2 separate regions of the Homo sapiens genome follow, and region 1 is linked to region 2. A link is a loop called in an ENCODE intact Hi-C map of the cell type or tissue named here. Cell type or tissue: Caco-2. All regions are shown on one strand. Links, peaks and the distances in the headings refer to the core of each region. The heading gives the core; the rest is flanking DNA. Region 1 overlaps EPAS1 (endothelial PAS domain protein 1). Region 2 overlaps LOC124907762 (a long non-coding RNA gene).

The links. A loop is a pair of places that touch in the nucleus more often than their neighbours do. Peaks named below come from ENCODE experiments on the same cell type or tissue, not always from the same donor. Only the 100,000 strongest peaks of a DNase experiment are listed, where the experiment ranks them.
Region 1: a loop joins it to region 2, with 4 times the contacts of the local background. A loop is called at or near these places in 4 of 110 quality-filtered maps.

What each region holds. Positions count from the first base shown.
Region 1 is chr2:46,304,740-46,309,131 of GRCh38, forward strand. All of the region lies in intron 1 of EPAS1 (endothelial PAS domain protein 1), which reads left to right. Among named protein-coding and RNA genes, the nearest start is that of EPAS1, 9.5 kb to the left of the region's middle. In Caco-2, for the core only: no CTCF peak of the experiment used is centred there; a DNase peak (open chromatin) is centred at 2,692.
Region 2 is chr2:46,406,860-46,411,251 of GRCh38, forward strand. It overlaps LOC124907762 (a long non-coding RNA gene), which reads right to left. Exons shown (of 2, transcript XR_007086306.1): 1 at 2,550-4,392. Among named protein-coding and RNA genes, the nearest start is that of LINC01820, 15 kb to the left of the region's middle. RefSeq lists an enhancer at 2,007-2,581. In Caco-2, for the core only: no CTCF peak of the experiment used is centred there; a DNase peak (open chromatin) is centred at 2,502.

The DNA.
Region 1 (4,392 bases), core at 271-4,270, 100 kb before region 2:
TGTGCAGGAGAACCTGTTAGAAGCTCTTCCTCTGTGGCTTCTGAAGAACCATCAAGATGCACAGGACTTCCTGTGGCTCTTTTGATCTTTTGAAATTGCAAGCACAGGAAGGAAAGAATGGATAGGGGGATAAAGAATAGCTATGATTGTTGTGATAATAGCATGTTGCATTTCTATAGAGCCCTTTCGCTGATGAGCCCTGAGCCTTAACAGCCATCACACTGTTGGCCCCTGCACTGTGAACCTAGAGGGTACCTTGAGTTTTTCTAGTGCTGCCAAACAGAATTGCATTGACACATACCTTAATCAAGAGAGAAGCAAGCCGTGTTGGCAACTGTGCATCACAGTCGATGTGGTGGTCATCCATGGGATGCCCCTAATAGCATCTGTAATTTTCAAGTAGATGTTGGGTGTAATTTGGTGACCCTTGTCTGTTCCCACTGTTGGAAGCCCCATAACTGATCTGATGAAAGCATAAAGTGAAGAAGAGTGGCGAGACCCTTTGTGAGATACCTGGAGCTGAAGAGTCAGGTGTGGAATGGACAAGAATGTTATCCACTTCTAAGTGACCTTGTTTTTTCTAATTTCTTAAGAAATACCTGTTTGCTTGACTGCCTTAGGCTGTTTGCAGGGGCCACTTGTACGTCAGCAAAACTCTTACTAGATGACATCACTGCCAGAAGTTCCACATGTTTCCAGGAGGCACATTTCCCACTGCCCCCACTCCCCCGAACTTGGAAAGATTCCTCAGTTTTAAAGTTATAAGTAATTTCCATGCCAGATAATGATCCTGTGAACAGATCCTTTTCTCATGTGGAAAAATATTTCAGAAAGGGTGTCTTGTCAATGAGAAAAATGACCCCATTGAAACATATGTTTATTTGCCATGTACTCATCTGACGTTTTGTGAATTCTATAAAGCCATGGAAGTGGATTGTTAGAAGTGTCTCATACACCCCTAGTGACTTCTTGAACTATCCCCCCATCCCCAGCCATGGAACTCTCCTATTAAAAAAACTAAGAGATAAGTGGTAGCAATCTTAACAAATTAGTGATTTTATCTGGTTAGGCCGTGTAATCAAACACGTGGGCAGGAAAGTGGATCCATTATGTTGTACTCATGATTGTGGTGCTGAAGGTAACCCCCATTGCCCTGTAGGCTGCCCCCAGAAGCAGGGGGTACAGCCAATAGTATTCTTAGAAGTTAATCAATTCTGTAACGGGTTGAGTGTTTTGGTCTCATTTTTAGTCCGAGGTGCCCTGATGCTGGCCTGTGACTAAGGGGAGTCAGTGGCTTGTTATGAATAAGAGGACACATGAGCTGAATCTGAGAAAGTTCAGAAGCATTTTATAAGTTGTTTAAAATACATCCATTAAAGTATATGATTATTTTTTGGTAATCATTTAAATCATTGTGCTGTGTGTCTACCCAGACAGTATTTATCTGTCTCTCGATGTTGTATTAGTATAGTATTAAAAAAATACACACATTTCACTTTTGATAAAAACTTTGCATACTGTCACTACTTTGTATAAGTTTTTTCCTGACTGCCTCTGGTTAGGGGGCAGGGAGCAAGAAGACCAGCATGCTTTCCTTCCTTTATATTTGGGAAATGGAGGTGCTGAGAGAAACAAGCCACACTGTCTGAAGTAAAACCTAGAAGTGGACCTGGTTGTCCATGGTGAGGGAAAGCCCATATGTACCACCTTGGGCTCCAGTTACAAGGTAATGAGCCATGAGCACAAAAGGGTGACTCAAAATTCAATGCCAGCCATTCTCATTACTAATGAGCAATTACAGCAAATATTTACAGGCCTCCTTCCTACCTTTATGACTTCCTGTTACTGAAGCACTTTGGAGTATTGAGAAAGATTGTCCTGGAAAAATACGTCACACACAGTTGCAGGAAAGAGTGCCTTTAAGCACACATAAAAACTCGGTTACTTGGCTTTGTTTATGAATTCCACATAGAAACAACAGAAAATTGTGCCTTTTGAGGAACTGCTTGAGAATCCTTCCTTCTGCATTTCAAGACAAGATTTTAAAAATCACATATATCAAATATATGGGGAAATGAGACACAATGTTTTTAGAGAGTGTCTAGAAATAATAGGACTGTGCAAGTTAGTACAGCAAAATTTTGGGTCAAAGCATGGGTCATTTGACAAACTCTCTTTATGAACATTACCTCTGCAATATTTTTCTAAATGAAAACAATCACACTTAATAGAATTAATCAGGATGGGAGCTAGAAGCATATAATTCACTTTCCACAGATTGGAGTAAATCCTCATAATGCCCCTTTCCTGTGTATTTAGTTAAAAAAGCACTCCAGTGAGATTGCTTTCGCAGTAAGTTTCTGTAAACCACTGTACCCTTGTATTTCTCTCCTGTGTTTCCAAGAGTTCTCAGATGCTATTTTCGAATGGCAGCGTTCACTCCAGAGCTGGCTGAGGTCAACGAAGCTAATTTTGGTGCCTTGGTGCCCAGGGTGAAGGGAGAGAGAAGTCCTCTGCAGAGCCAAAAGGACTCTCTGGGGCCTGGGTTTGGAGCAGTGTGGTGTTGCTGGACACACCACATTTCACCTTTAGAACCTTTATTTGTGTGCTTGCACAACAAATGTTTACCCAGATATTAAGATAAGGAAAGTATGAAGGTCACATTTCACTGGTGACAAGAGAGCTTCTATAAATGTAACCATATCGTTGTGCAGCGGGAGTCTGTCTTTTATTCTGTACCCGGGACTTAGGGGGAATTATTGGTGGGTGGGGCATGGGAGTTGAGGCTCTTCTTGGTTTTCTGGCTTTCTTGCTATCACTCTGTTTGTCTTGCCTCAGCTGATGTGCGCCTCCCATTTGGTAAGGGCCTTTGTCATGGCCAAGACATCTAAAGAAATCCTAGTCTGTGTGGCTGGGCACTGTGTGGTCCCCTGACTCTCTGGAGTCTTCCAGAGTTCCATGGAAATTAGTGCCCCCGTGCATTTCCCTGCCGACTGACTGGAAGGCACCCTGGCTGCTGAGATCGCTTTCCTGGTCCCCCAGAAGAGGTCCACATGGTGCTGATCCTGCAGCTGTTTTAGGCCTCCTCAGCGGGATTGTCCTATCCTCGGAGCACAGAGAATCTTCAGAGTGGGATAGGGGTTTCTTTTGTGGATTTGGGTTTCTCTTAGGGATCTCCAAAGATTAGCTAGACACTCAGGGCCTCAGTAAAGACATGGGTCCTTGGTCTAGTTTTCTTCCCAAGGGCAGCCACCATGGCAGTGGGAGTTCACCTTGCTGACTGCAAGGGACCCCACCTCACCTCTATCGCCCATTCACCATCATTCACTGTGCCTCCTGAGTTCCTAATACACAAGCCTCCTCCCACAGCCTCAAAGGCAGTGCTGCAGTACTCATTCCCACTTCTATTCCCTCACACTAGCTCCTCCATCTGGATGCTTTTCCCCTCTCTTCCTATTCAAATAGCTCCTACTTTTCTATTGTGAGCCCAGGCTTCCCGAAATCTTACACAAAATCACTAAGGGAGCGTAGAAATTTCCACAGTGGCACTCCCACTCCCTGCATTACTAGCTTTTGGTTGTTTGCCAAAGAGCCTGCTTATATTTCCTTGTTATCTAATGACACTTTATTTGTTTTTGCCTTTCTAACAATATAGCATGTTCCTGAAGGCCAAGGATGTCTGATTTTCTGATGTGCCCTAATACCTTGCTTGCTTTTTTTTGGGGGGGGGGGCTCTGAAATCATGCTTAGTTTTTTAAAAAAAATAATAGAATTGCTTTGTTCATGTCCCTTGGGTTACTTGGAAAGCCTGCCTCACAAGCTCTGCTTTCTTTATTCATGTAGATTTGACCCCTTTACTTATTTCCCTTTAAAAAGAAAGAAAAAGGAAAAGAAAAAATTTGGGGGACCACAGTCAGGTCTTATTGATACATAACTTTATATCAGATGCAAACGTCAGGCTAGTATTATATCAGTGCTTCACTTCAAGAATGCCTTATACACTAATGTGAGTACAGCCAAACAGAATACTCCAGCTTAATCTCAACGTTAAAAGCAAGATGGGGAAGTTGTGCAAGAGGGCACTAGCTCTCAGTTCAGAGATCATCTTCCCTGGGAAGCCTTCCCTGATTAACTGCACATTGGTTACCCCTGTGTTTATAGATGGTCTTCAGTCTGTATTTTGTTATTTGTATGATGCTTTTACAACTTGCTTTTGAAGGTTGGGGGTGGCGTATGTCCCTGATCACCACTCAAGTGGTAAGCCCTTCAAGAGCAAAGACCCAGTCATTTTTTCCTGTTCTTTTTTCCCCACAGAAGTCAGAATAGAGGTCTCTTGAGGTGCTCAGTAATTATTTGTAGACTGAGTAATTCTGTCTATGTCAGGAACTTTGG
Region 2 (4,392 bases), core at 326-4,325:
CGGTATGGCTCCTCTACCATCAACAAACCTAATCAAGAACTGACCATCAGGAGTTCGAGACCAGCTTGGCCAACCTGGTGAAACCTTGTCTCTACTAAAAACACAAAAAATTAGCTAGGTGTGGTGGCAGACACCTGTAATCCCAGCTACTCTGCAGGCTGAGGCAGGAGAATCGCTTGAACCCGGGAGGTGGAAGTTGCAGTGAGCCGAGATCGCGTCACTATACTCCAGCCTGGGCAACAAGCACAAAGCTCTGTCAGGAAGGAAGGAAGGGAGGGAGGGAAAAGAATTGACCATATACACATGAGCCTTGTGCAAGCGAGGAGGCTTCCAGCAAAGGAAGAGAGTGAGGGTGGGTGAGGCTTCAGGAAGGAGGCAAGTCTTAGGTAAGTCTTGGAAATGGAGGGCCAAAGGTTGATGGAAGCAAGAAGGCATTCTGACAAGTCCTACAGATGACATTTCATTCACCAGCTCTTTTGGTGTAACAAACGTCTATTGGGCACCTACCAGGTGCCAAGCACTGTGGGCCATGGGGATGTGAGAATGAACAGAACACGGTCCTTGCCCTCCAGAGGTTCGCCGGAAAAAGCACTGTGACTAACACATGTTGTGGCAAAGCAACAGTAGTCACCAGCACCAAAGGGGAGGCACCAAACAGTGCCTGGGGAGGCCAGGTGGGCATCAGTGGGAGGGCAGTGCCTACGAGGGGCTTGAGACATAGCGTAGCAGTCAGGCGCAGGTTCTAGCACTGGCTGCATGGGTTTGCACCCAGGCTCTGCCAGTTACTAATTCTATGAGCTTGGTCAACTTACCAACCTCTCTGTGCCTCAGTTTCCTCATTTATAAATGGTACCCACTTCAAGAGGTTGTTGAAAAGATTATATGAATACATGTAAATCACAGTTAGTACAGTGTCTGGCTACTGGGTCTGTAAATGTATTTAAGATTGTCTTTCATGCAATTTACCTAACAAATGTGCACATGTACCCTACACCTAAAAGTCAAAAGAATTTAAATTTAAATTTAAAAAAGATTATTGTCTTGATGGCAAAGCAGGCATCTAGCAGGTAAAGAAGGATACAGGAAAGGTGTAAAGCAGAAAGCAGGAACAGCACGAACAAAGGCAAGGAGACGGAAGCGTGGGCCGTGGTTTGGCATGGCTGCTACAGGGGAGTGTGTGGTGAGAATTAAGCCAGAAGGGTGAGCAAAGCCCAGGTCTCGCCAGGCTGCGCACACCTTGGAGGTTGTGGACTTGATTCTGGAGTTGATAGCGAGCTCCTCCGCCTTTTTGTAATGATCGGATTGGGCCGTTGTATTAGGATTGTATCAGATTTGGGGACTGCATCATGCAGCTGGCTCAGGAGCTAGGAACTCACTACTACAGAAAAGAGAGAAAGAGGCCCTAAACTAACACAGGGCCGCAGGAATGCAGAGGCAGCAAGGACTGCGGCCTAGAGATGACTAGATATGGGCACGGGCAGGACACAGGGTGGCCTGGGTGAACCACTGAGCCACAAACCAGGACCGGGGAGACTGCAGCATGAGCAGGTTTGGGGCTGGAGAAGAGAGACAATAAAATAATAGGTGCTAGGCCAAGATCTAGGAACTTTATATGAATTATTTCATTTAAATCCCACATGGGGGGACCTTTGAGAAGGGCACAGCTATTATCCATATCTATAGATGAGAAAACTGAAGCGTAGTGTGATTGAAAACCCTGTAAGAATCAGAGCTGTGATGTGGTTTTCAGAGCCTGCATCCTCATTTCTGGGCCCCACGCTGACTTGGAGACACCTGAGGGCAGAGGCTGGGCATCTGGGGCTGGGCAGAGGCTGGGCATCTGGGGCTAGGCAGAGAGGCCTGGGCTGGAAGCTCTCTGTCGAGCCACAGGAGAGATAAGACTGAGATTGGCAGGGAGTGTGAGAGAGTGAGGAAGAAGGCAAGGCCGGACCACGAAGAAAGGGGCTGTCACAGAGGGTGATGGGTAGGCAGAAGTCCAGCCAGCCAGGAACCCATCCCAACCCCGGGATCCAGCAGGAGCCTTCCTCAGCCCTCTCCCCAGCCCACAGGGAAGGAGTCCAGCCCTAAAACTTGGCCTTTTGCCTACCTGCCCTGCCCACAGAGCACACACAGGCGGCCTGGCCCTCCTCCCGCGCCTAGAGCTGGTTGCACAACCACCTGAGCTGGTGAGGCAAGGATAGCGTTCCCTTCCTCCCCAAGAGGAGTCCAGAGGCAAGGGTTAAAAGGATTAGGCTCAGCTTTGGGAAACAAAACCAACTCTAAGTGGAAAAACACCAGCCCTCGCTGGGCTATTGTGAGGCGCAGTCATGGTTCCCAGTCCATATGTGGACAGGGCCTAGGATCTGTTGACAAAAGTGACTCAGGCGTTTACCTCAGGCCCAACGCCCGCTGGCCCAGGTCCCGTCTGGGTGTGTCATTGGCTCAAGTGAGGTCCCATGAATACACACACACACACACACACACACACACACACACACACACACACTCTGGAGCCAACTCTCTGAGTTACCCAATCCCAGCCAATTCACCTGAAGCACCTGGCATTTCTTTCATCACCCAACAGGTCATTGTGCTGAGCTGTCAGTGCAGAGGAGGCTTAGCTGGCTCCATCATTCACATCACAAGCTTCATAAATTCCTGAGGAGAGTGCCAAAGGCCGAGATTGCTGCAGCACTTTCACTGGGGGAAGAGGAGAGGCTAAGCAGGCAGGTGGTCAGGGAGAGCCAACAGAGGGAGAAATTCCAGCCTCCGCTTACTCCCCCTCTGTCACTTGGTTCCACCACATGTAGCGGCAGTGTCTGGCCCCAGTGTGCTGAGAGAAAAAAGAGAAAACACACACAGAGAAGTGGGGATCACAGAACATGGAATGTGTGTCCTCAAGGGCCCTTCCAGACCTTTAATTAGTGTGGCTCTCTCATTTACAGATGAAGAAACCATTTGTCAGACATTCAGCGGGTGAAGGACAAACAAGAGACAGAATCCAGGGCCTTCAACGTCCTCTCAGTGCTCTTGCCCCTACATCACACAGACTCCAGACAAGCAGGACTGGAAGAGGCTAAGATGACCACGAGCCTGACCCCACACCTGCTACTGGAGAGACCCACAGCCTCCTCATCTGGGCTCTTCTGGCCACATGGCACAGCCTGGTGGGGTAGGTTTTACTCATTGTGGCATCTCTGGTACCTGGGGCACAGTAGGTTCTCAGAAAATGTTGCATGAGTTAATCTAATGGAATACCAGTTTATCCCATATGGAAGTATGCTAGCCGCTTTTTTGGAAGCCACGAGAAATTTAAAGCAGACTTTAAAAAAAAAAATCATGTATCACTTCGCTTCAGCCTGACAAGATTTTTTCTGGCTGGACAAGAATTCTTGACAAACCTGCATTTAGGCAGGTAAGTTCCCCTTGTGGCATACCTGAATTGCTCTCTCTCTCTCCCGCAAGCAGGTGCCCAGGAAGCAGGAGATGGAGGTAGGTGAGACAAGGCTTTCCCAGCTAGCCGTGGTGGTGGGAACACCATGATCAGCTTCCCCACGACATACCCAGCAAACAGGAATCTTAATGAAACTACCAGAGCTGCCCGAGGCACATGCCCTGCTCCTCTCATCTTTGGCACAGCTGAGCATGTGTTGGCCAATAGCCTATGCTGTACCCAGAACGGGTGCCCAGGATCAAGTGGAACCTTCCTGGTCAGCTGGGAAGACAAATGCTGAGAACGTTTCTTTACCAAACATTCCTGAGTACCTCTTCAGGGCCAGCCCTGATCCAGGCCCTGAGGATACAGATGTGAAGGTATATAGGCCTGCTTCTGCTCTCATGGGGCTCAGAACCCTTCTTACTGTTCCAGAAACACAAGGGCAGCTGTGTTGATGTAGCCACGCTGGCCCCATTAGATGAAGTTGGACAGAGGGATGGATGAATGAATGCACGTGGTGAAGAGGGGAGGTTCAGGGCCTTGCTGAAAAAGATGAATATTAAAAAGCAAGTTAAGAGATAACAATGCTTGAGAATCATCAGAGCAAACACTCGCTGAGCCTTTCCAGTGTGCCAGGCCCTGTGTGGAGTCCTTATATGTCTTTATTCACTTAATCCCTTACCTATGCTGAGGCCATTAACTGTTATCATCCCCATAAGAAAACTGAGCCCAGAGAGGTTGCTAAACTCACAGAAGTCACACAGCTGGGAAGTGGCAAGTGAGAACTGGAACCAGGCACCAGGGCCCTGGTGCTCAAATGACCAGCTGGCATGCTTCATAGCTCCCTTCAGAGGCTTCTAGCCGTGTTAAAGCTTTGAACTGAATGAATCAGGTGGGATCATACATGAGTTGACAAAAGGGTGGTAACACCAAGGGACCTCAGAGGGTGACGCTGC